Linked DNA regions of Homo sapiens: region 1 is linked to region 2. Evidence: chromatin loops called from intact Hi-C (ENCODE). Cell type or tissue: GM12878. All regions are shown on one strand. Links, peaks and the distances in the headings refer to the core of each region. The heading gives the core; the rest is flanking DNA. Region 1 overlaps PFDN1 (prefoldin subunit 1). Region 2 overlaps ANKHD1-EIF4EBP3 (ANKHD1-EIF4EBP3 readthrough).

Region 1 (11,522 bases), core at 2,003-10,002, 280 kb before region 2:
GAGCGTTAGTCAAAGGTACAGGAAGGGAAAAGAGAAGAGGGCAAGGCCCATCCCCCAAGAAAGGAAGGGCTCTGATGCAGAGGGAGCAGGAGCTGAGGTGGAGACGGCCACTGCCTCTCTCACCCTCTGTTCCATCCCTCTGCTCAAGAAAACCAGGCTTAGCAGAGTGGGACAGACGCTTTTTATTGGTCTGGCTGGCGTGCCTAGTGGAAAGCTCAGGCAGAGCTTCCTATCTTGCCCTGGCTCCCATCTTCCCTCTCCTGGGAGTTCATCACACATCCCGAGAGGGAAGAGTGTCCTGGGCAGAGGTGGCAGGCAAAGCCGGGTAAAAACTCCAGGGCTGGGAAGCAAATGGGGCTCAGGGTGATGCAGAAAATGTGATGTTGCCAGGCCATCCAAATAAAGCATCCATCGGGGCAGAGGAGAAGCTGTTTCCCTGCAGACACTCCTCTGCCCCCACCAGGAATGGGAGGGGCAGGAGGAAGAGCTTCCCAGAGAGGCTCCCTACTGGGCCCTTCGTGCCATCAGCATCTCCCGGATGTTGTCCTCAGCTTCCTTAACGCTTCGCTCCAGGTAGGACTTTTTCTGCTGCAATATGAGAGACAGACAAAGGTTAGGACCAGAGTGAATGGGCCGGGCTGGAAGACACAGCTTTGATGTCCAATGGTTATGGCTTTTCCTTTGTGACAGGCAACTTTCAGGAGTATACTGCAAGCCAGGTACACACACCTGCCCACAGTGCTCCCCTCACCTCCGAACCATGGGTGATCACGGGCAGGCAGCAGGGAGAAGATGGCTTTGGTAGAAGCAAAAGTGCTCTGTGGAGGACAGGCAGTAGCACTCTTCCCCCAGAAGGAAGAAGACTCTAAAAAACAGGCGTCTCAGTACATGAAGTTATCCCAGACAGACAAAGGCCAGGAAATTCCAGGACAAAGCTCCTGTCCGTAACAGACTATCTCCTCTCAAGGTTTTCCATGGCCTGGGCCAGGCGTCTGTAGCCACTGCAGCTATAAAATGGATGGTGCACGCTCTGCCCTGTCCAGCAGGAATATGGGCTGCTGTGAGGGCTGTGGGGCTGTCTCGCATCGCACTGAGTGGGTGAGTCAGAAGGCAATCTGCTTTTCTAATGAGACTGCTGCCTGCCAGGAATCTGGGACACTAAAACACTGAGGAAAGCAGACCTTTTGGAGGCTTACCTTCTACTCCATCTGGGTCCTAAATTAAAAATCTCGGCTTAGACAAAGAACTTTCACTACTTTCAGGAGCCAAGATTTCAAAGATTAGTCAAAGGAAATGATGTCTGTACATTATTTGCCCTGTGCTCACCCCAGAAGTATGGTGGTTTTACCAGTGGTCCTTGCCCCGAGGACATAGTTGTGGCTGTATTCCCAGTTAACAGACATGAAATGAAGCCTCCGTTTTAGAGGAATACTATTCATGTCCTGAGGGAATACTCAAAATTATCACCTCCCAGGGCATATGTGACTGAGCCACACTGGAACCAGTAATACAGTCACCAGGCAGCCCAGGCCCTTCTCTCACCTCCACCCCCTTCACCCAAGCACCTGTTGATTCTGTTCCACCCATTAAAGTGCCCACAGGACTCAGGGAAGCAGGGAGAGTTTAGGGCAGAGGACAAGTGAGCTCTCTGTCCAATTAATTAGTTGTTTGTATGTTTTATTTATTTTTGAGACAAGGTCTCAGCTCAGAGTGCAATGGTGCAATCACGGTTCACTGTAGCCTCTACCTCCCACCTCAGCCCAAGTAGCTGGGACTCTAGGTGCACTGGGACTATAGATGTGTACCACCATGCCCGGCTAATTTTTTTTTTTTTTTTGTAGAAATGAGAAACTTCAATTTTTTATTTTTTGTATTGCCCAGGCTGATCTCAAACTCCTGGACCCAAGCGATCCTCCCTCCTCGGTCTCCCAAAGTGCTGGCATTACAGGCGTGAGCCACCGCGCTTAGCTATTTATTAAATGATACATATAGAGGCTTTTTCCTACAGAAGCCAAATGTGGCATACACAAATCTTTATCAGTTCTTCCGTGAACCTCTGATTCCTGTCTGTCCTCTCCTTGCTTCAAATTTCCTTAAGGCTAGAAAGAACCCTCTTTACTCATCTCCCATCTGTCCTAAGTTGCAGAGAATTCCTTGGAACACAACAGGAGCTCCATAAAAACTCATGGCCAGACACAGTGGCTCATGCCTATAATCCCAACACTTTGGGAGGCCAAGGCGGGCAGATCACCTGAGGCCAGGAGTTTAAGACCAGCCTGGCCAACATGGCAAAACCCTGTCTCTACAAAAAAATTAGACAGGTGTGGTGGGGGCACCTGTAATCCCAGCTACTTAGGGGCTGAGGCAGGAGAATCACTTGAACCCAGGAGGCGGAGGCTGCAGTGAGCCAAGGCCATGCCATCGCACTCCAGCCTGGGCAACAAGAGCAAAACTCCAACTCATGGTGACCATGATAACCATTCAATCCAATGCCTGCAAATGCATACTGCTGCTAAGGAATTTTAATTACATTGCTAAACCAAATACAGTCCTATCACTGTGATATCAGAGTGGGAATTTAAACTTCCTTTGATAAACAACTCTTTTTTTTTTTTTTGAGACGGAATCTCGCACTGTTGCCCAGGCTGGAGTGCAATGGCGCCATCTCGGCTCACTGCAACCTCCGCCTCCCGGGTTCACACGATTCTCCCGCCTCAGCCTCCCAAGTAGTTGGGATTACAGGCACACACCACCACGCTGGCTAATTTTTTCTATTTTTAGTAGAGATGGGGTTTCACTGTGTTAGCCAAGCTGGTCTCAAACTCCTGACCTCGTGATCTGCCCGCCTCGGCCTCCCAAAGTGTTGGGATTACAGGGGTGAGCCACCGTGCCAGGCCGATAAACAACTCTTAGACTTTAACTGTGGTGAGCTGAAAAAAGGCAAATACTAGTAAGCCCTGACACACACTAAAGAATGTATGTCCACTGGGTGTCACAAAGAGGGGAGCAATAGCTCGGTGCCATACACCACCTGGGCACCCTGTGGACCCCATGTGAATGCAGGGGAAAGGCGAATGGAATAAGCCCACTTCTCCTCCTACAAAAGTCCGCCAGGGCCCAGGGACTCTGGTCTGTTGCATTCAATCTCTGCCAACTTGCTGCCACAGCTGGCAAAACCATCAACTTGGAACATCAGCAAGAGCTCTTCTGCCCTCCCACCCAGACTCCCCAGCCAAACTCAGGCTATACCTCTCAGCTTTAAAAATTCCTTCTTCTGTAAAATCTCTGCTTTCTAACACTTTGATGAATTTTACCACTGCATATCCTAAAGTCTTCAGGTTTCCAAACAATGATGCAAATTAACATATCTATCTATATTTTTGTTTTGTTTCTAGAAATGGGGTCTTGTTATATTGCCCAGGCTGGCCTCAAACTCCTGGGCTCCAGCAATCCTCTTGCCTTAGAGGCATGTGCCACGATACTGCCTTCATCTTTAAATTTTTAATTAGTTTAAATAAACGTAGTAGACATTTCTTAAAAGAAAAAATTCCAACAGGACAGGACATCCCTAACATAGTGGACCTTTCTAACTGTATTTCAATAATTCCTGTCTCAGTCCCCAAGCATATTTAAGCCCAGAAGACTCTCATCATAATCAAACCCAGAACAAGGCACCTGTTGTGGGTTGAACTGAATTTGACAAAAAGATATGCTGAAGTTCTAATCTCTGGTAATTTGGAAAGAGGATCTTTGCAGATGTAACTAAGTTAAGATGAGATCATATTATATTAGGGTGGGCCCTGAATCCAATCATTAGTGTCCAAACAAGATGCTGTGAAGACCAATTCGTGGTAGCTTCAAATACAAGTAGAAAACCAAGTAGAAAACCAACACAATACCTGAAATGAGGGATGCCCCCAGACACCAATTCTACCACAATTATTTGGGGATAAGTATGATCCTAGCTTATAAAGTTTTAAGGGCAGTTACCCAGGCCTCTGCAATTCAGTATGGTCAGAGGCGTGGCAGGATTGGTCCTGTGAGTGCAGAAGAACCTTGGGAGGCCTCTGTCTCCACGGGTGTCTTAGTCTGTTTGTGTTGCTCTAAAGGAATACCTGAGGCTGGGTAATTTATGAAGAAAAGAGGTTTGTTTGGCCCACAGGTCTGCAGGCTATACAAGCATGGTGCAGCATCTGCTTCTGGAGAGGGTTTCTGGCTGCTTGCATTCGTGGTGGAAGGCGAAGGGGAGCCACCTGTACAGAAATCATGTGGCCAGAGAGGAAATGAGAGAGGAGGTGCCAGGCTCTTTTCAACAGCCAGTCAGTGAAGAAACAAAGCATGAGAACTCACTCCCATGAGAATGGTACCAAGCCATACACAAGAAACCCGCCCCCATAATCCAAACATCTCCCACCAGGCCCCACCTTCAACACTGGGGATCAAATTTTTTTGCGGGGGTTGGGGGGGTCTGGGGGTACCAAATTTCAACATGAGACCTGCCAGGGGGCAAAGAAACCCTATGCACACCACAGCAGGGGCATCCTTCATTTCCAGTGCGGTGCTGTGCTCTTGGGTAAGGGCACTAACCCCATTTAAAGGGCTCTGCCCTCATGACCTACTCATCTCCCAAATGGCCACACCTCCTAACACCATCATCTCAGGAGTTAGGATTTCAACAAAGACTTTAGGGAGAAACAACTATTCACACCACAGTACTTTTCAACTTCCAAGAAGCCATGCATGCATGGTCTTGGTTTCAGCTAAATCTCCGACCTCACCTCCAACAACTCTTCCCCGTCACTCCTTCAGCTCCAGTCACACAGGCCTCCCATGCTGCTCCTCCAATCCACCAGGTATGTTCCTGCCTGGCCTTTGCCCTTCGCTGTGCTCTCCATGTAGAAGTTCTCTTCCCCAGATATTCACATTACTCATCCCCTCACTTCCTTCAGGGCTTTCTCAAATGTTACCTTATCTGCGAGGCCTTCTTGAGTACATGCTGCCCAATACTCCCTATTCTCCTCACCTTGACTCTTCTCCAGAGCTCTTTCCACCACAGGAAGGAGAAACTGTCTGGCTTCCCTTATGAGACGGAAAGGTCCACAAGGGCAGGACTTTGTTCTGTCACCTGATACGGTCCTACCGTCTAGAAGAATGGCTGGCACATAATAGGAATTTAATGTTTGTTGAATAAAGTGCTTTAGTGTGGGAAATGACGCCTTACTGATGTACACACACTTTTTAGTTTTCCCTCCCAACTTGAATAATCAAGGAACGCCCAACAGAAGAAGCAAAGGCAGAAAATGACCATTTTCCTTCAAGGTGGTTTTCAGCTTTCGGCATTGCCCTCTCACCCCCTGCCCCTGGATATACACAGATTTAAAACTCCAACCTATCACTACAAACAATGTCAAGTATTTGAGGTAATGAATATGTTAACTAGCTTGATTTAATTATTCTACATTATATTCTTTTTATTTTTTTTTGAAACAGGGTCTTGCTCTGTTGCCTAAGGTAGAGTGCAATGGCATGATCTAGGCTCACTGCAAACTCTGCCTCCCAGGTTTAAGCAATTCTCCCATCTCAGCCTCCCGAGTAGCTGAGGATTACAGGTGAGTACCACCACACCCAGCTAATTTTTCTATCTTTAGTAGAGACGGGGTTTCACCATGTTGGCCAGGCTGGTCTCGAACTCCTGGCCTCAAATGATCCACCTGCCTCAGCCTCCCAAAGTGCTGGGATTACAGATGTGAACTACTGCACCCAGCCCACATTATATTTATAAATCATAATACTTTTACCCCATAAATCTATACAATTATGAATTACTGATTTATAATAAAATAAATAAATAATAAAACTCAAACGTTACAGATCCCAGTGGGGGCTTTGGATCTGGCCTTGCTTCCACAAACAGAACACGCCCTAACAGGCCTTAATGCTTTATCAGGTCAACTTGCAAAACTAAAAAACAAACCACCCCAATTTCCCATGTCCTGGACTCTGAAATCCTTGAGGAACTGCTCTATCCGATGTCAGCCTCAGGGCTGCTAGGAGTGACATTTGAAATCCACACTTACTACCAGCAGTCCTGGGAGGGCATCTGCTGATCTCACTGTAGCATCTTTCTGTCTTGCCGAGCAATTTCCCTCAGAATGCTTTCACAAGGGAAGTCTCTAGTGGCATCAAACCACAAAGCTCTGGGTGCAGCGACATTCTTGTGGGCCCTTGCCGTGATGACAAACTCTGAGATTTCCTGTGGGGCTCAGCATGGCCAGGGAAATGACATTGTTGGAGTTATTGCTCATCGGCCTGAGGTTCTTTTTTCCAGGAGTCAGACTGAGGGGCTGGTGTTTCATTCTCATCCTCTTACCAAGGAAAGAGGCTCCAGTCCCTAGAACTTTTCTGACATGACACAATCTCTCAAATAGACTCCTGAGGTAATACATCTTGTGACGCTATCACTACAGACTTTTTTCTTTTCTTAGGAACTTTGTCTCCAGCTCTCCTTCTCTAAATTAGTTTTTTTTTTCTTTCTTTCTTTCTTTCCTGTTTATCCTGCCTTGGGGTATTGAAAAGAGTTTTCTCCTCTCTGTCCCTCTATTTTCCCATTTGTAAGATGAGGATTTGGGCAATACCAGTGCATCCCTCCACCCCCACCCCACTCCCATTTCTACTTTAGCCACACGACACTTTCTTCACATGAACTCTTGCCTTAAAGACTAAACAAACAAAACAGGTTAAATGGAGCTCAGAGGAGAGGGGAGACATACTATGGATGTATACGGATATGTACTTTTATCTGAATAAAAATAGCCCTGCTGGCTCATCTCCTGCCCTCCAATCCAGGCATCGGAGGCAACACACAAGGCAGACTTAGGTTCCCTTCTGTTCCTGATATTCTGTGAGAGCTAAGTCCTCAGAGACCCTCTGCTGGGAGTCACGGTTTCTGACCCTGAGTGTGACCTGCCTTGGTCACATACTTCTCTCTTGTGTAAAATCCACAGCTTCCAGCTCCTGGACACCACCACCAACTTCAAGCTCTACTATTAATCAAAAAAACTGAAGGCAATGGCCATCTTTTCGCTGTCTCTACCATGACTTCCAAATTAAAAACCCAAAGCCTCACTAATTCTCGTGTTCGCTCACTGGCAGATCTGTAAAATGGTCAGAGGGTACCAACTGCCCACAATGGGGATGTTTGGCAAGAGGCCAAGAACTCACTGAGGGCTGAAGAAGCATGTTTTGATGGGGGACAAGGTTGGTAGAAGGCAGGGGAAACAAGACAAAAACAGAAAAAAAGGCAACAAGAGGACACAATCAGAGAAGGCAGGATGGAAAATGGGACAGCATGGCCACGGCTGCAGCAGGCAGGGGCAGGGCAGAGCCCTGAGGGCACATGTGCCCTGAGCCGCCAGCCTGGATGGGTGAGGAGGGCCAACAGAGGCAGGCAAAACCCCACACCTGAGAGACAGGTCTAAGCGGTCCACGGATATGCCCACTTGTAAACTCATCTGGGTGCATCCACTTCACCAGAGGACACAGCTAGGCGATATGGTAACCACTGAGCTACACCGCTGGGAGACAAATCAAAGAAAGATAAAGCAATCTTAGGCATGGAGCAGGAGAATAAAGAGAAATCTCGGAAGGAGTTACTGTCCCTGCATCTTCTAGATACTACTTTAGAAATATCCTTCAGAAAAGAAAGACAGAAAAGACCCTTCAGAGGTCTTTCTGCTGAAGGACAGGGACAAAAGACTTGCTTCAGCTAAGCGCTGACCTGTTTTCCTCCCAGGTGTGCTTTTACCTGCCGACAGACTGACACTGCTACCATATGGGGTCAGACTCCCAAACCCCACCTATGATCACATGCTGGCTAGCACCCCCAATTCAGTCTGCCAAGACGAACCCGAACCCCTACACCACTCAAGCACTTTACAGCAGATATACACGAGGGGAAAAAATTCTTCTTCAAACAACAGTGTTTAGCTGCTCGGTCCCCCTGAGGTTTAGGTGAGTTCTACCTACTGCTGCCCTCCCTAACACATCAGCTTCATGTGAGTCCCAGAGAAAGCCCAGCCTACCAGATAACCTGGGAATGACCAGATAGAAAGCTCAGAGTGAAGCACAGAGCCAGGAGCGGCAACTGTCCTAATGCAATATGGTGCTGATCAAGCCTCAGCCAAAGAATCACTACCATCTGCAGGCACCAGGTGTAAAAGGGATGATGACAAGCCAGCAAATCACGTCAAGTGATGGGGTCAAGCGATGGGCAGCTGAAGTCGGTGGGGACTTTTGGTTCAGAGAAGATTAAGGGAAGAAGGAATCTATCACTACCTTAACTATAGAAAGCAATGGCTCTCCAAGTGCAGTCCTCTCCCAGCAGCATCGGGATCACCTGCGAACTTATTAGAAGGGCATATTCTTATGCCTCGACCCAGACCAACTGAACCAGAAACCCTGGGGATGGACTACAGCAATCTGTGTTTTCACAATCCCTCCCGGGTGGCTGTGACCCACACTGAAGTTTGAGACTCAAACTTTTTGTTCTAAATCAGGAGTCAGCAAACTTTTTCTATAAAGGGCCAGATAATAAATATTTCAGGCTTTCACTGTGGGGTTATCTCTGTTACAACTACTCAGCTCTGCCATTGTAGCACAAAAGCAGTCAGACAATGTGTAAACAAATGGGTGTGGTGCAGATGAATGGGCACGGCTATGTTTCGAAAGCACAGAAACAGGCAGTGGGCTGGACGGGGCAGGCGGTGGTTTGCCAGTGTCTGTTCCTTAAAAAGATGGGGCTTTAAAGGGTAGGACTGAGTCCAGCAGTTAGAGATTTTTAACTTTCACTGAAAGCTGCCTAATAAAAGCCTACATTTCCATCTGTCCATCCTTCCATCCACTCATTCAGCTCACTGCCAAACCATTTCCCCTCCTTTATCCTTCATAAACCCTGGTCCTTGAAGTTCATGGCATCATGCTTAGCCACCGGACTCCCCCCTCCTTGTTGCTTCAATCTTCCAGTATCCTGGGCACTATCCGTCATCATCAGTGGCTCCCTGTCTCCCTCTCCACCACAGCTGTACCATTCAAGGTGACTTCAACAAGAATGTAGATGACCCACCCAATACCACAGCCTCCTCTCTCCTCACAATTTTACAGTTATCCCACCTCAGCCACCTGGTCCATGGTCATGCCCTAGGTCTTGTCAACACTAGAAGCTGCACACCTCTGAAGTGTCCATTTCACCACCACTACCTCATATTCTTCCAGGTCACTTCTGATACTCTCGCTCCAGCATTTCTTCAACCTCGTCACGCAACAACTTGTTCATTTTCCATTATGCTTCCATGGGCTTTTCCCTTCCTACCCAGCTTTGCTTATATAGTCCATCATTTATATTTATTCTCCTTATATTTACCCTTTCACCTATGTCCCTCTCTCCCTCTGTTGCACTTACCTGGGAAAATGCCAACCCAGATTAAACTCAACCATCTACCCACTCCATGCCTCACCTGAGTGGCTGAATGTTGCTGGAGGAAAATGCTAAACTGTGCTGAATGGTCTCACTTTAAATTCAGAGCCATGAATCCCAAATGGGCACTATGGAAATTCTATTAAACCTCCTTTATATGTTCATTGTCTGCTCTCCAAAATAACTATTTCATGCTTTGTCTTGTCTCCTCAAATCGCCTATTCTCCCTCCTCTCAGCTGAGAAAATAAATCTCATAAGAACTCTATCTTCCCTCTACCAAATCTACTAATCGACCTACACCTGTATGTATAGTCTCTTCTTTCTCTACTGTTAAAATTGATAGCATCCCTGTACTGTGTTTTTAAAGGAATCAAAATACAACCCTGCACTTTGGAAGGCTGAGGTGGGAGGATCACTTGAGGGAAGGAGTTTGAGACCAGCTGGCCCTTGGGCTGTAATTTACAGAACCCTGGCCGAGAATATCACCCACCTATTAGTGAGACCCTATCTCTACAGCGAGACCCCCATCTCTACAAAAATAAAAAAATCAGCTGGGCATGGTGGTGCATGTCTGTAGCCCCAGCTACTCAGAAGGCTAAGGCAGGAGGATCACTTGAGTCCAGGAGGTTGAGACTGCATGCAGTGAGCCGTGATCATGCCACTGCACTCAAGCCTGGGTGACAGAGCAAGGCCCTGTCTCAAAACAAAACAAAAACACACACACAACCCTTCCACTTAGACAATGATTTCATCCCCACATACCTTCTCAGAAACTTCACTCTTACCATTAACCTTCCTTTCTTCTTAATCTTCTATTTCTTACTCTGCAAGATCCTTCTTGGTGAGGCAAACCATTAAAAAACCCTTTCTTTACCTCTCAGTCCCCTGAAAGTACTGCCTTTTTTCTGCAAAACTTCTTGAATCGGTTTTCTAAGGCAGCTGCCTCCCCTGTCTTCCCTCCTATCTGCTCCTCAGACCTCTCCAATCACACTTCTACCTCCTCTAATGAATTGGCTGTGATTCAAGTCCAATGATCTCTATGGGTGCTTCTCTGTCATCTTACTCAACCTCTCAACAGTGTTCAACACAGTTCTTGGAACACTTTCTCCTTCTAGCTTTCATGACACCACACTTCTATTCTCCTCCGACATAACTGGCTACTCTTTCTAAGTTCTCCTTTGCTGACTACCCCTCCTCTGCTCAGCTTCCGAATGCTGCATTTCCCAAGAAGCTGTCCTGGAACTCCTCCTCTTCTCCCCATCTGCACTCCCTCTTAGAAACTCTCATCTCGGCCAGGTGTGGTGGCTCACACCTGTAATCTCAGCACTTTGGGAAGCTGAGGCATGAGAATCGCTTGAACCCAGGAGGCAGATGTTGCAGTGAGCTGAGATCAAGCCACTGTACTCCAGCGTGGGTGACAGAGCAAGCCTCCATCTCAAACAACAACAACAACAACAAAACCAATACTCTCATCTCATAGCTTTAAACATTATATGACTCCTAATTTGTATCTCCAACCCTATATCCCCTTAATTCCAGATTTAACATATCCAATTATTTATAAAACATATCCTCTTTGATGTCAAACCCAGACTTTAATATGTTTAAAACAAACACAACTGATTTATGGTCACCCCCACCCCTACCCCTCCCTGACTTCCCCATCTCAGTGAATGGCACTCATCCAACTGCTCAATGTAAAAAACAAAAAATGACAAAAAAAAAAAAAAAAAAAAAAAAGCTATGTTTTTCAAGAATGACCCTACATGGCACATCCCTGATTTTTTTCTTTTCCTCAATCCCCACACCTTCCATCCAATCCATCGGCAAATCTTATTAGCTTACTTCCAAATATATTCCCAAACTCTACTCTTCTTTCTATCTAGCACCACTGCCCTCGTCCTAGTCCAAGCCTCCATCATCTCTTGCCTGGAGGTGTGTCGTGGACACTCTCACACTGAATCAAGTTAGCCTCTGCTCAAAAAACCTCTAATGGGCCAGGCGTGGTGGCTCACACCTGTAATCCCTGCACTTCGGGAGGTTGAGGCA
Region 2 (11,522 bases), core at 1,511-9,510:
ATAGGTCAAAGAAATTGTCTGTTCCAGCCTCAGTGGTGTCGAGGATAATGGGAAGAGGAGGATGCAACATCACTGCAATACAGGATGTTACTGGTGCCCATATTGATGTGGATAAACAAAAAGATAAGAATGGCGAGAGAATGATCACAATAAGGTAATTGTGCAAAATGTATACTGCTAGTTCTGAGTAGAAATTATAAGAAGCATACCTTTGTCAGGTATGGTATAATTAAGAACTTTATTTGATGGTTAAGATTACCTTTTTTTTTTTTTTTAATGTTTTTGGTCTTGTTTCTGTTTTTTTTTTTCCCTTAGGGGTGGCACAGAATCAACAAGATATGCAGTTCAACTAATCAATGCACTCATTCAAGATCCTGCTAAGGAACTGGAAGACTTGATTCCTAAAAATCATATCAGAACACCTGCCAGCACCAAATCAATTCATGCTAACTTCTCATCTGGAGTAGGTACCACAGCAGCTTCCAGTAAAAATGCATTTCCTTTGGGTGCTCCAACTCTTGTAACTTCACAGGCAACAACGTTATCTACGTTCCAGCCCGCTAATAAACTTAATAAGAATGTTCCAACAAATGTACGTTCTTCTTTCCCAGTTTCTCTACCCTTAGCTTATCCTCACCCTCATTTTGCCCTGCTGGCTGCTCAAACTATGCAACAGATTCGGCATCCTCGCTTACCCATGGCCCAGTTTGGAGGAACCTTCTCACCTTCTCCTAACACATGGGGACCATTCCCAGTGAGACCTGTGAATCCTGGCAACACAAATAGCTCTCCAAAGCATAATAACACAAGCCGTCTACCTAACCAGAACGGGACTGTTTTACCCTCAGAGTCTGCTGGACTAGCTACTGCCAGTTGTCCTATCACTGTCTCTTCTGTAGTTGCTGCCAGTCAGCAACTGTGTGTCACTAATACCCGGACTCCTTCATCAGTCAGAAAGCAGTTGTTTGCCTGTGTGCCTAAGACAAGTCCTCCAGCAACAGTGATTTCTTCTGTGACAAGCACTTGTAGTTCCCTGCCTTCTGTCTCCTCTGCACCTATCACTAGCGGGCAAGCTCCCACCACATTTCTACCTGCAAGTACTTCTCAAGCACAGCTTTCTTCACAAAAGATGGAGTCTTTCTCTGCTGTGCCACCCACCAAAGAGAAAGTGTCCACACAGGACCAGCCCATGGCAAACCTATGTACCCCATCTTCAACTGCAAACAGTTGCAGTAGCTCTGCCAGCAACACCCCGGGAGCTCCAGAAACTCACCCATCCAGTAGTCCCACTCCTACTTCCAGTAACACACAAGAGGAGGCACAGCCATCCAGTGTGTCTGATTTAAGTCCTATGTCAATGCCTTTTGCATCTAACTCAGAACCTGCTCCATTGACTTTGACATCACCCAGAATGGTTGCTGCTGATAATCAGGACACCAGTAATTTACCTCAGTTAGCTGTACCAGCACCTCGAGTTTCTCATCGAATGCAGCCCAGAGGTTCTTTTTACTCCATGGTACCAAATGCAACTATTCACCAGGATCCCCAGTCTATTTTTGTTACGAATCCAGTTACTTTAACACCACCTCAAGGCCCACCAGCTGCAGTGCAGCTTTCTTCAGCTGTGAACATTATGAATGGTTCTCAGATGCACATAAACCCAGCAAATAAGTCTTTGCCACCTACATTTGGCCCAGCCACACTTTTCAATCACTTCAGCAGTCTTTTTGATAGTAGTCAGGTGCCAGCTAACCAGGGCTGGGGAGATGGTCCACTGTCCTCACGAGTTGCTACAGATGCCTCTTTCACTGTTCAGTCAGCGTTCCTGGGTAACTCAGTGCTTGGACACTTGGAAAACATGCACCCTGATAACTCAAAGGCACCTGGCTTCAGACCACCTTCCCAGCGAGTTTCTACTAGTCCAGTTGGTAAGTTATTAACTATTGCTGCAGTTGAGTTTGGAGCTCCTATGGCCTAATCTCACCTTAAGTGGACAAAAAAAGTAGCAAGAGGTAAATCAGTCACATATAATGAGCTGCTTTAGATTCTCTCTATGATTTTTCTGTCCCTCATAGTAAGGAAGTTATACCATAGTGTAAGTCCATTTTCTTGGAATTGGTGTCTATTCATATTAATAAAAAAAACTCCAGGGATGTTTCAAGGATTCCAAATTTACAGACTTAAAAAAAAAATCATAGTGATTGTTTGCATTTCTTAGATTTAAAAAATTGAAGTTGCAAAGGTGTTTAGGCACAAGTTCATAATTTACATTGTTTAATAGTACTCTTGTTTATTTTAGGTATAGCTATTTGTTTTTTATGTATTTTATTTTTTATTTTTATTATTTTATTTTATTTTTTTGAGACAGGGTCTCACTCTATCACCCAGGCTGGAGTGCAGTGGCCCAGTCTCAGCTCACTGTAACCTCCGCCTCCTAGGCTCAAGCATTTCTCGTTCCTCATCTTCTCAAGTAGCTGGGACTACAGGCATGCGCCACCATGCCCGGCTAATTTTTTGTATTTTTAGTAGAGACGGGGTTTTGCCGTGTTACCCAGGCTGGTCTCGAACTCCTGTGCTCAGGCAATATCCGCCTGCCTTGGCCTTCTAAAATGCCAGGATTACAGGTGTGAGCCACCGTGCCCAGCCTAGATACAGCTATTTGAAGAGACCCAGTCATTTATAGGCTCTTACTTTTGAAAGACCAGTGTAGATTTAGCTGTTGCTTCTTTGAAATTATAAATTAGCTGCCGAGGCATTATGAGAAATATATAGACAGATCTGAGGTCAGTTTTGGCTTGGAGATATTTGGAGAACCAGAATCTATTTTCTATGGTTTAAGAGCCAAATTTTAGTCTAATCTGCACTGTTCTGAAAAACAAATTAAAAATGTGGCCGACCCAGAATATGGCACTATTGCCTCTTAGCATTTCTCTTCCAGTTGGAAAACTGCCCCATATTCCATGCTACTTTGTTGCTAATTATAAACTGACCTATGTTGTTTAAAATTATTTGTGAGTTATGAATATGGCGTAGCCCTAGCTTTCATTTCAGATATGTTTCCATTTACTTGTCTTTTCAGGAAAACATAGCTGTTATATTGTATTTCAAATAGAAATAGAAGCCTGCATATGACTATCTATGGTCCAAAATATTCTCTAAATTTTTTCCATTCCTCTCTGTAAATAGGCATCTATTACAACTTTTCATTTGGGGAAAGTAATATAGACTTTGAGAAGCCCCAGGGTGAAAGAAGAGCTCATTTCCAGTACCCAGGATGTGATAGGAAGCATTAATCCTTGACCTTCCTTCTAGGGCCTAGGATTAATAATCTTGGCCCCATTTCTTAACTGCTTGTATGGTTTCTTTTGTTGATGCTCTTTTCACGGATATAGTTTACTTTCCTAGTTTTCAGGTAAGAAGTAGTAATACCGACTGAGCGTGGTGGTTCATGCCTGTAATCCCAGCACTTTGGGAAGCTGAGGCGAGTGGTTTACATGAGGTCAGGAGTTTGAGACAAGCCTGGCCAACATGGTGAAACTCCATCTCTACTAAAAATATAAAAAATAGCCAGGCATGATGGTGCAGGTCTGTAGTCCCAGCTACTTGGGAGGCTGAGGCACAGGAATCACTTGAACCCAGAAGATGGAGGTTGCAGTAAGCCGAAATCATGCCACAGCACTCCAAGCCTGAACAAAAGAGCGAGACTGTCAGGAAAAAAAAAAAGTAGTAATACTTAAGAAGATGGGAAAAGATAGAGAGAAACTGAAACCATCATACATGGTAGGTAGGAATGTAAAATGGTACATCTGCTTTGGAAAAACAGTTTCACAGTTCCTCAGAAAGTTAGACGTTAAGAGTGATCATATGATCCCATTATTCTACTCCTAGGGAAGATATATGTCTATAGAAAAACTGGCACACCAATGTTCATAGCAACATTATTCATAATAGCCAAAATGTAGAAACAACCGAACGTTCATTAACTGACAAGCAGATAAACAAAATGTGGTATATCTATAGAATGTAATATTTTGTATTTGGTATAAAAAGAAATAAAGGGCCAGGCGCGGTGGCTCACGCCTATAATCCCAGCACTTTGGGAGGCCGAGGTGGTTGGATCATGAGATCAGAAGTTCGAGACCAGCCTGGCCAACATGGTAAAACCCTGTCTCTACTAAAATACAAAACATTAGCTGGGTGTGGTGGTGCACTCCTGTAGTCCCAGCTACTCAGGAGGCCGAGGCAGGGGAATCACTTGAACACAGGAGGTGGAGGTTGCAGTGAGCTGAGATCGCGCCACTGCACTCCAGCCTGGTGACAGAGCGAGACTCTGTCTTAAAAAAAAAAAAAAAAAAGAAGTACTGATTCATGCTATAACATGGATGAACTTTGAAAACATTTTACTAAATGAAAGAAGCCAGTCACAAAAGACCAGATATTTATTTTATGATTCCATTTATGTGAAACATCCAGATTAGCAAATCCATAGAGACAGAAAGTAGATTAGTGGTTACCTAGGATGAAGGGGTGATTGGAGGGTGGGTGATAGCTTAGGGGTGCAGAATTTCTTTTTCTTTTTTTTCTTGAGACAGGGCCTCACTCTGTTGCCCAGGCTGGAGTGTAGTGGCGTGATCATGGCTCACTGCAGCCTCAACCTCCTGGGCTTCAAGCAATTATTCTACCTTGGCATCCCAAAGAGATAGGATTGCGGGTGTGAGCCACCATGCCCAGCTTCAGAGTTTCTTTTTAGGATAACAGAAATGTTCTAAAATTGATGTGGTCATGAATGCACAATTCTGTGAATATACAAAAAGCTACTGAATAGTATAACTTTAAATGAGTAAATTGTATGGTTTGTGAATTAAATCTCAGTAAAGCTATTAAAAAGTACATTTATGTGGCATCTACATTTAGGTCCCCAAAATGCACATCATGATCTTTAAAAGCTATCATGATTAGCTGGGCATGGTGGCTCACGCCTGTGCTGGGAGGCTGAGTTGGGTGGATCACTTGAAGTCAGGAGTTCAAGACCAGCCTGGCCAACATGGGGAAACCCCCGTCTCTACCAAACATACCGAATTTAGCCAGGCATGGTGGTGGGTGCCTGTAATCCCAGCTACTCAGTAGGCTGAGGCAGGTGAATCGCTTGAACCTGGGAGGCAGAGGTTTCAGTGAGCTGAGATTGTGCCACTATACTCAGCCTGGGTAATAGAGCAAGACTCTGTCTCCAAAAAAAAAAAAAGCTATCATGATCTTTACAAAAGACTGACAGATTTCACTGTAAAAATATTGACAGTGGCCAGGTGTGGTGGCTCACACCTGTAATTTGAGTACTTTGGAAGGCCAAGTCAGGAGGATCACTTGAACCCAGGAGTTCGAGACCACCCTAGGCAGCATAGTGGGACCCTGTCTTGATAAAAAATAAATTTCAAAGTTAGCTCAGTGTGGGACCGGGCACGGTGGCTCACGCCTGTAATCCCAGCACTTTGGGAGGCCGAGGCGGGCAGATCACGAGGTCAGGAGATCGAGACCATCCTGGTTAACACGGTGAAACCCCATCTCTACTAAAAATATAAAAAAATTAGCCAGGCGTGGTCGCAGGCACCTGTGGTCGCAGCTACTTGGGAGGCTGAGGCAGGAGAATGGCGTGAACCCGGGAGGCGGAGCTTGCAGTGAGCCGAGATCGCGCCACTGGACTCCAGCCTCGGCAACAGAGCGAGACACCCTCTCAAGAAAAATAAATAAATAAAAATAAATTAGCTCAGTGTGGTGGTACACGCTTGTAGTCCCAGCTACTCAGCGGGGCTAGGCAGGAGGATTGCTTGAGCCCAGAGGTCGAGGCTGCAGTGAGCCATGATCACACCACTGCTGCACTCTAGCCTGAGTGAGAGAGCAAGACCCTGTCTCAAAAAAAAAAAAAAAAAAAAAAAACAAGAAGTTATTATAGAAATGATTCATTTCAATAAAAAAAGAAAGAAATGATTCATTTCCTACTTACAGACTTTTTAAAGCCACATTCAGTATTCTCACTACCTCTAGGTTTTGCTAACATCTACTTTGGTTAGCACTAGAAAATTTAATTTTTTTTGTCAGGAAAGCACAGTAATAAATTGCCTACTGTTGCCTACCACAATAATGAAAGTCTGAAATAAGTAGGAAATGCATTAAGTTACCCACATGTCCAGAGTAGGCAAATCTATAGAGACAGAAAGATTAGTGATTGCTTAGAAATGGAAATATGAGGCTGGGTGCCGTGGCTCACACCTGTAACCCCAGCACTTTGGGAGGCCGAGGCGGGTGGATCATGAGGTCAGGAGATCGAGACCATCCTGGCCAACATGGGGAAACCCCGTTTCTACTAAAAATACAAAAAATTAGCCGGGCGTGATGGCAGATGCCTGTAGTCCCAGCTACTTGGGAGGCTGAGGCAGAAGAATGGCATGAACCCGGGAGGCGGAGCTTGCAGTGAGCTGAGATCGTGCCACTGCACTCCAGCCTGGGTGACAGAGCAAGACTCCGTCTCAAAAAAAAAAAAAAAGAAATGGAAATATGAGGGTGAGGACCCAGTGAATGACAGGTAATGAGTATGGAGTTTCTTTTAAGGGAGACAAAAATGTTCTAACATTGATTGTGGTGATGGTTGCACAATCCTGTGAGTATACTAAAATCCAATGAATTATATACTTTAAATGGGTGAATTATATGGTATGTGAATTACATCTCGAAGTCATTTTTTTTAAATGATGGGGAAATCAAAGTCTGAAAATAAGACCTGCTTAAAAGAAATTTTGACAGTCGATGTTGATATTAACTACTTTTTCCTGAAATAATAAACCATAATCCTTTTCCAGACCTTCATCCTCTTTTCCTAATACATTTTCCAGAGAAAGCAATGGAATTTGAGAAGATGGCTAAGTTCAGATTTATACAAACTAGATAGAAACTTTGATAATAGTTTGCAACTGTTGATATTTTCTATCAGATAGAATACTGAAATTATCCTCAGTAGTAGGCTTTTCCTCTTTGTGAGGAAGGAAACATTGGTAGATTTTGTTACTTATCTTCTATAGAAAATGACTATAGTTATACAGATGAAAAGCTGTACTTTGACTACAAAAGGGAATGCAGGAGTTATTGTTGGGTGCTACTTAGTTACAGCATACTCCCATTTCATATCCCCTCCAGTTAAAAGCTTTGAGATTCATCTAGAACATTACTCCAGGTGACTGACACTCTTAAACATTGAGCCCATTTTCCTGTATCTAGTGCTGTTTGGCGATATTCTTCTGGACTGTAAGGAAAAAATGGATTTGGCCATACAGTATCACATAGATGGATTGTTTTTGCTGTGGTCTATGAAAATGAGCCACATGCTATCTTTTATTTATTTGTTTGGTTATTTTTACAGCTTATCTCACTTTGGTGGAAGTCTTCTTGGGCTTTCAATTTTAAAGTTTTAGCTAATTGGATGTCTTGGACCTGTTTTATTTCAGGGTTACCATCCATTGACCCATCAGGCAGCTCCCCATCTTCCTCTTCTGCTCCTCTGGCAAGTTTTTCCGGCATACCAGGAACAAGGGTTTTCCTGCAAGGGCCAGCTCCTGTTGGGACTCCTAGTTTCAACAGACAACATTTTTCTCCCCATCCTTGGACAAGCGCCTCAAACTCATGTAGGAATCCTGGAGGAACTCTTCCCAAAGAGTTTTGAATAAGTTATTAAATCATTTATTTCAGTTACAACACCATGTTGTAACTTTAGTAAACTAAGTGGTATACAGATGCCCAAGGTTTGTTCTGTGGTCATGTGAAAAAATTGTCAGTCATTTTTAGCATAGAAAACTTGAGAATTATTCTTTCAAGCCAAAAATGTTTTACAGTAGAACTTGGATCAAGAAAAGAGGTACTAGGCTGGGTGCAGTGGCTGACACCTGTAATCCCAGCACTTTGGGAGGCCTAGGCAAGAGGATCGCTTGAGCCCAGCAGTTGGAGACCAGCCTGGGCAACAGCAAGACCCTGTCTCTATTAAAAAAAAAAAAAAAAAAAAAAGTACCGCAAGTAGTTTTACAAAAGGACCCTTTGGAAGCAGTGTTGTAAAATTATTTCTTAAATCTGGAAAGAAGTTGAATTTTTGTATATGGTCAGTTTGGTGTGATTTCTCATGTATTTTTACATTTTATGAAACTATTGCCTTTTATAAGTTAAAATATTCCTTTGTTCTATTGATTGATTGATTGATTGATTGAGATAGAGTGTCTCGCTCTGTTGCCCTGGCTGGAGTGCAGTGGCACGATCTTGGTTCACTCCACCTTCTGCCTCCCAGGCTCAAGCGATTCTCCTGCCTCAGCCTTCCGAGCAGCTGGGATTACAGGTGCCTGCCACCACGCCTGGCTAATTTTTATATGTTTAGTAGAGACAGGGTTTCACCATGTTGGCCAGGCTGGTCTCAAACTCCTAACCTTGGGTGGTCCACCTGCCTCAGCCTCCCAAAGTGCTGGGATTACAGGCGTGAGCCACCTGCCTGACCCCTTTGTTCTATTTATTTCAATGTTTAGAACAGATGAAGTATGTGGAATTGAACGGAATTGGATTTTTATTTTATTTTAATGAGCATCATGAGGTAGTCAGTGAGTATTGGCTTTTTTGACAAGGAAAATTACCCAAATCACCCAAGAGTTCCATTAAGAAACAAAGCTGTGAATCAAAATCGTACAATGCTTTGCTAACATTTGACCTTATTTCCTTATAGAAACAAAAAGGGCTGTAGAAAGGGAAAAAAGAAAAGACTAACAAGTATAGAGGGTCACCAGATGTTTTCTAGAAAATATGCTAGGTACTGTGCAAATATTGCCACATTTTAGTTAATTTTCAAATGTGGCTGGGCGTGGTGGCTCACGTCTGTAATCCCAGCACTTTGGGAGGCTGAGACGGGCAGATCACCTGAGGTTGGGAGTTTGAGACCAGCCTGACCAACATGGAGAAACCCGTCTCTACTAAAAATACAAAATTACCAGGTGAGGTGGTGCATGCCTGTAATCCTAGCTACCCGGGAGGCTGAGGCAGGAGAATCGCTTGAACCCAGAAGGCAAAGGTTGCAGTGAGCCAAGATCACGCCATTGTACTCCAGCCTGGGCAACAAGAGCGGAATTCCGTCTCAAAAAAAAAAAAAAAAGTGACAGTAATGTTTTGAGCAGATTATTTAGAGCTAGAATAAAAACAAATGTGGCCTGCTTCCTTTCTAGCATTGTTTAGTTCAATTGGGAAAACATTTTTTAGACTGTTGTATACTTATTATAGGCAGAAATCGTGTAGGATAATGTCTATAGAAATTATGTTTTATTTGAATGTTCTTTTAAAATGAAAATTTTCTTTACAGAACTTATGTTGTGGAATAGATCTTTCCAACAAGGTTTCTCATATTCTTATAGTTTTTTATATGTAATAAAACAATAGAGAAATATTTTGCCACCAGGTGACTCTCCTATTCCATCTGTTTCTTCGGGATCATCTTCACCTCTTTCAGCCACTTCTGCCCCACCAACGTTGGGCCAACCAAAAGGAGTCAGTGCCAGTCAAGATCGAAAGATACCTCCCCCAATTGGAACAGAGAGACTGGCCCGAATTCGGCAAGGAGGGTCTGTTGCACAAGCCCCGGCGGGGACCAGTTTTGTCGCTCCCGTTGGACACAGTGGAATCTGGTCATTTGGTGTCAATGCTGTGTCAGGTACAATTGCCTTGCTCTCTCTCTGGAGGGATATCTTAAGTAAGCTGTAGGTTTGCCATTAAAACTTAGTTCCTTAGAAAAAACAAACAAAAAAAACTTAGTTCCTATGTTTAACACTCAATTAGGGAAGGGTGTTTATATCTTTGAGGAGTTCAGTCCAATTTCAGAGTCTGGAATATTGGTTGAGGTAATACATAGAGTTAATCAGAAACAAAAGATTCAAAGTGTGTGTCCTTTCTCTCTTAAATAATCATTTGAGTTCTTTCAGAGAGTACTTAATCTTTTAAAAGACAGGGTAAAGTGGAGTATTCAGAGGACTTTACCTAGTTTTTCAGGAACTGGTTTTTTTTGGCTAGCAAGACTGTGATAAATACGCTTTGAGCTCTTCAGAGGAAAGATTTCAGTAACATTTGGTCATGTTTGGTAATAACAATGGTAATGTTTTGTTGTTTTATCCAAATAAATTTAAAACTTTGTTTTCAATTATTCTTTCCAGAAGGCTTATCAGGTTGGTCGCAATCTGTGATGGGGAACCATCCAATGCATCAACAATTATCAGACCCAAGCACATTCTCCCAACATCAGCCAATGGAGAGAGATGATTCTGGAATGGTAGCCCCCTCTAACATTTTTCATCAGCCTATGGCAAGTGGTTTTGTGGATTTTTCTAAAGTGAGTTGACAAACATCACTGTAACTTGATTGACACTTTGTCAGCCAATGTAGTCACATTAAGGAATACCTTGTATTGAAATAATGCTCCCTTTTGTTTCTGTGGCTTTGCTAGATCTTTTGCTTAATTTCAGGAGTGCACAGAGTTGTCCACAGTAGTTTGTCCTGAAGATGTCCCCATCCCCCGAAAACACCTGAGGGATTTGGGTTTTGCCACTTTGTGCTCTGCTACTACAGCTTTGAGGGAGGCCTCTACCCCTCTTAAAAGCTGGCCATGAGTTCACTGATGCTTTCTTGTCTGCTCTGACAGCTTTATGTCGGCAATCAATTATGTAGAGTTCCCATTTTCTTCTTAGCTCAAGCTTATTCATGAAACTAAAATATGGGAAAGTTGAGGTTATTTTTATCAAATATGAGAAATTTCCTGATGATTTCATATTGGATTTAGTTTCTTTCTCTCTCTTGTTTTTTGTTGAAAAGCTTTGCAGATGCAGATAAACATTTTGTTTTCTCAACACTGCCATACTGTACTTATAGGATCTTTTGGAGTTCTTTAAATGAGGAATATTAGAGAAGTCTAAGCTGGTATTATGGGATTTATAGTAATTTTATAATTTATAGTAATTTTAAGATTAAATCTTTTTTCCTGCTGTTTTAGGGTCTGCCAATTTCCATGTATGGAGGCACCATAATACCCTCTCATCCTCAGCTTGCTGATGTTCCAGGAGGCCCTCTGTTTAATGGACTTCACAATCCAGATCCTGCTTGGAACCCTATGATAAAAGTTATCCAAAATTCAACTGAATGCACTGATGCCCAGCAGGTAAAATGGGCTTAATGCTCTTTTGTTTTTTAGATTTGTCACATCATTCTTTTTGTTTTGTGAGAAGTATAAGTACTGAATATCAAAAGTCATAATTGACCATTTCGATCTGGATTGCTTTTTCAATATCAAGATGATGCTACTGAACACTTTATTTAATATATGTGTATTCTTCCTAGGCAGAAACAGTGAATTGCCATTGCATTTATATATTCATTTTGTAACTGTCTAAAGATTCCTAATTAGAAATTCCAATTTTTCCTCCCCCTTTTCAGATTTGGCCTGGCACGTGGGCACCTCATATTGG

The links. A loop is a pair of places that touch in the nucleus more often than their neighbours do. Peaks named below come from ENCODE experiments on the same cell type or tissue, not always from the same donor. Only the 100,000 strongest peaks of a DNase experiment are listed, where the experiment ranks them.
Region 1: it touches region 2 in a loop (2.2-fold over the local background); 3 of 110 quality-filtered maps call a loop at or near these places.

Annotation. Positions count from the first base shown.
Region 1 is chr5:140,245,470-140,256,991 of GRCh38, forward strand. It overlaps PFDN1 (prefoldin subunit 1), which reads right to left. Exons shown (of 4, transcript NM_002622.5): 4 at 1-588. The coding sequence ends at 505. Among named protein-coding and RNA genes, the nearest start is that of PFDN1, 52 kb to the right of the region's middle. In GM12878, for the core only: no CTCF peak of the experiment used is centred there; a DNase peak (open chromatin) is centred at 6,202; H3K27ac peaks cover 423 bases.
Region 2 is chr5:140,527,869-140,539,390 of GRCh38, forward strand. ANKHD1-EIF4EBP3 (ANKHD1-EIF4EBP3 readthrough) reads left to right here. Exons shown (of 36, transcript NM_020690.6): 28 at 5-154; 29 at 316-1,928; 30 at 7,494-7,670; 31 at 9,521-9,721; 32 at 10,218-10,393; 33 at 11,051-11,215. ANKHD1 (ankyrin repeat and KH domain containing 1) reads left to right here. Exons shown (of 34, transcript NM_017747.3): 28 at 5-154; 29 at 316-1,928; 30 at 7,494-7,670; 31 at 9,521-9,721; 32 at 10,218-10,393; 33 at 11,051-11,215; 34 at 11,491-11,522. Among named protein-coding and RNA genes, the nearest start is that of EIF4EBP3, 14 kb to the right of the region's middle. RefSeq lists an enhancer at 5,692-5,751. In GM12878, for the core only: no CTCF peak of the experiment used is centred there; a DNase peak (open chromatin) is centred at 6,143; H3K4me3 peaks cover 1,472 bases; H3K27ac peaks cover 1,988 bases.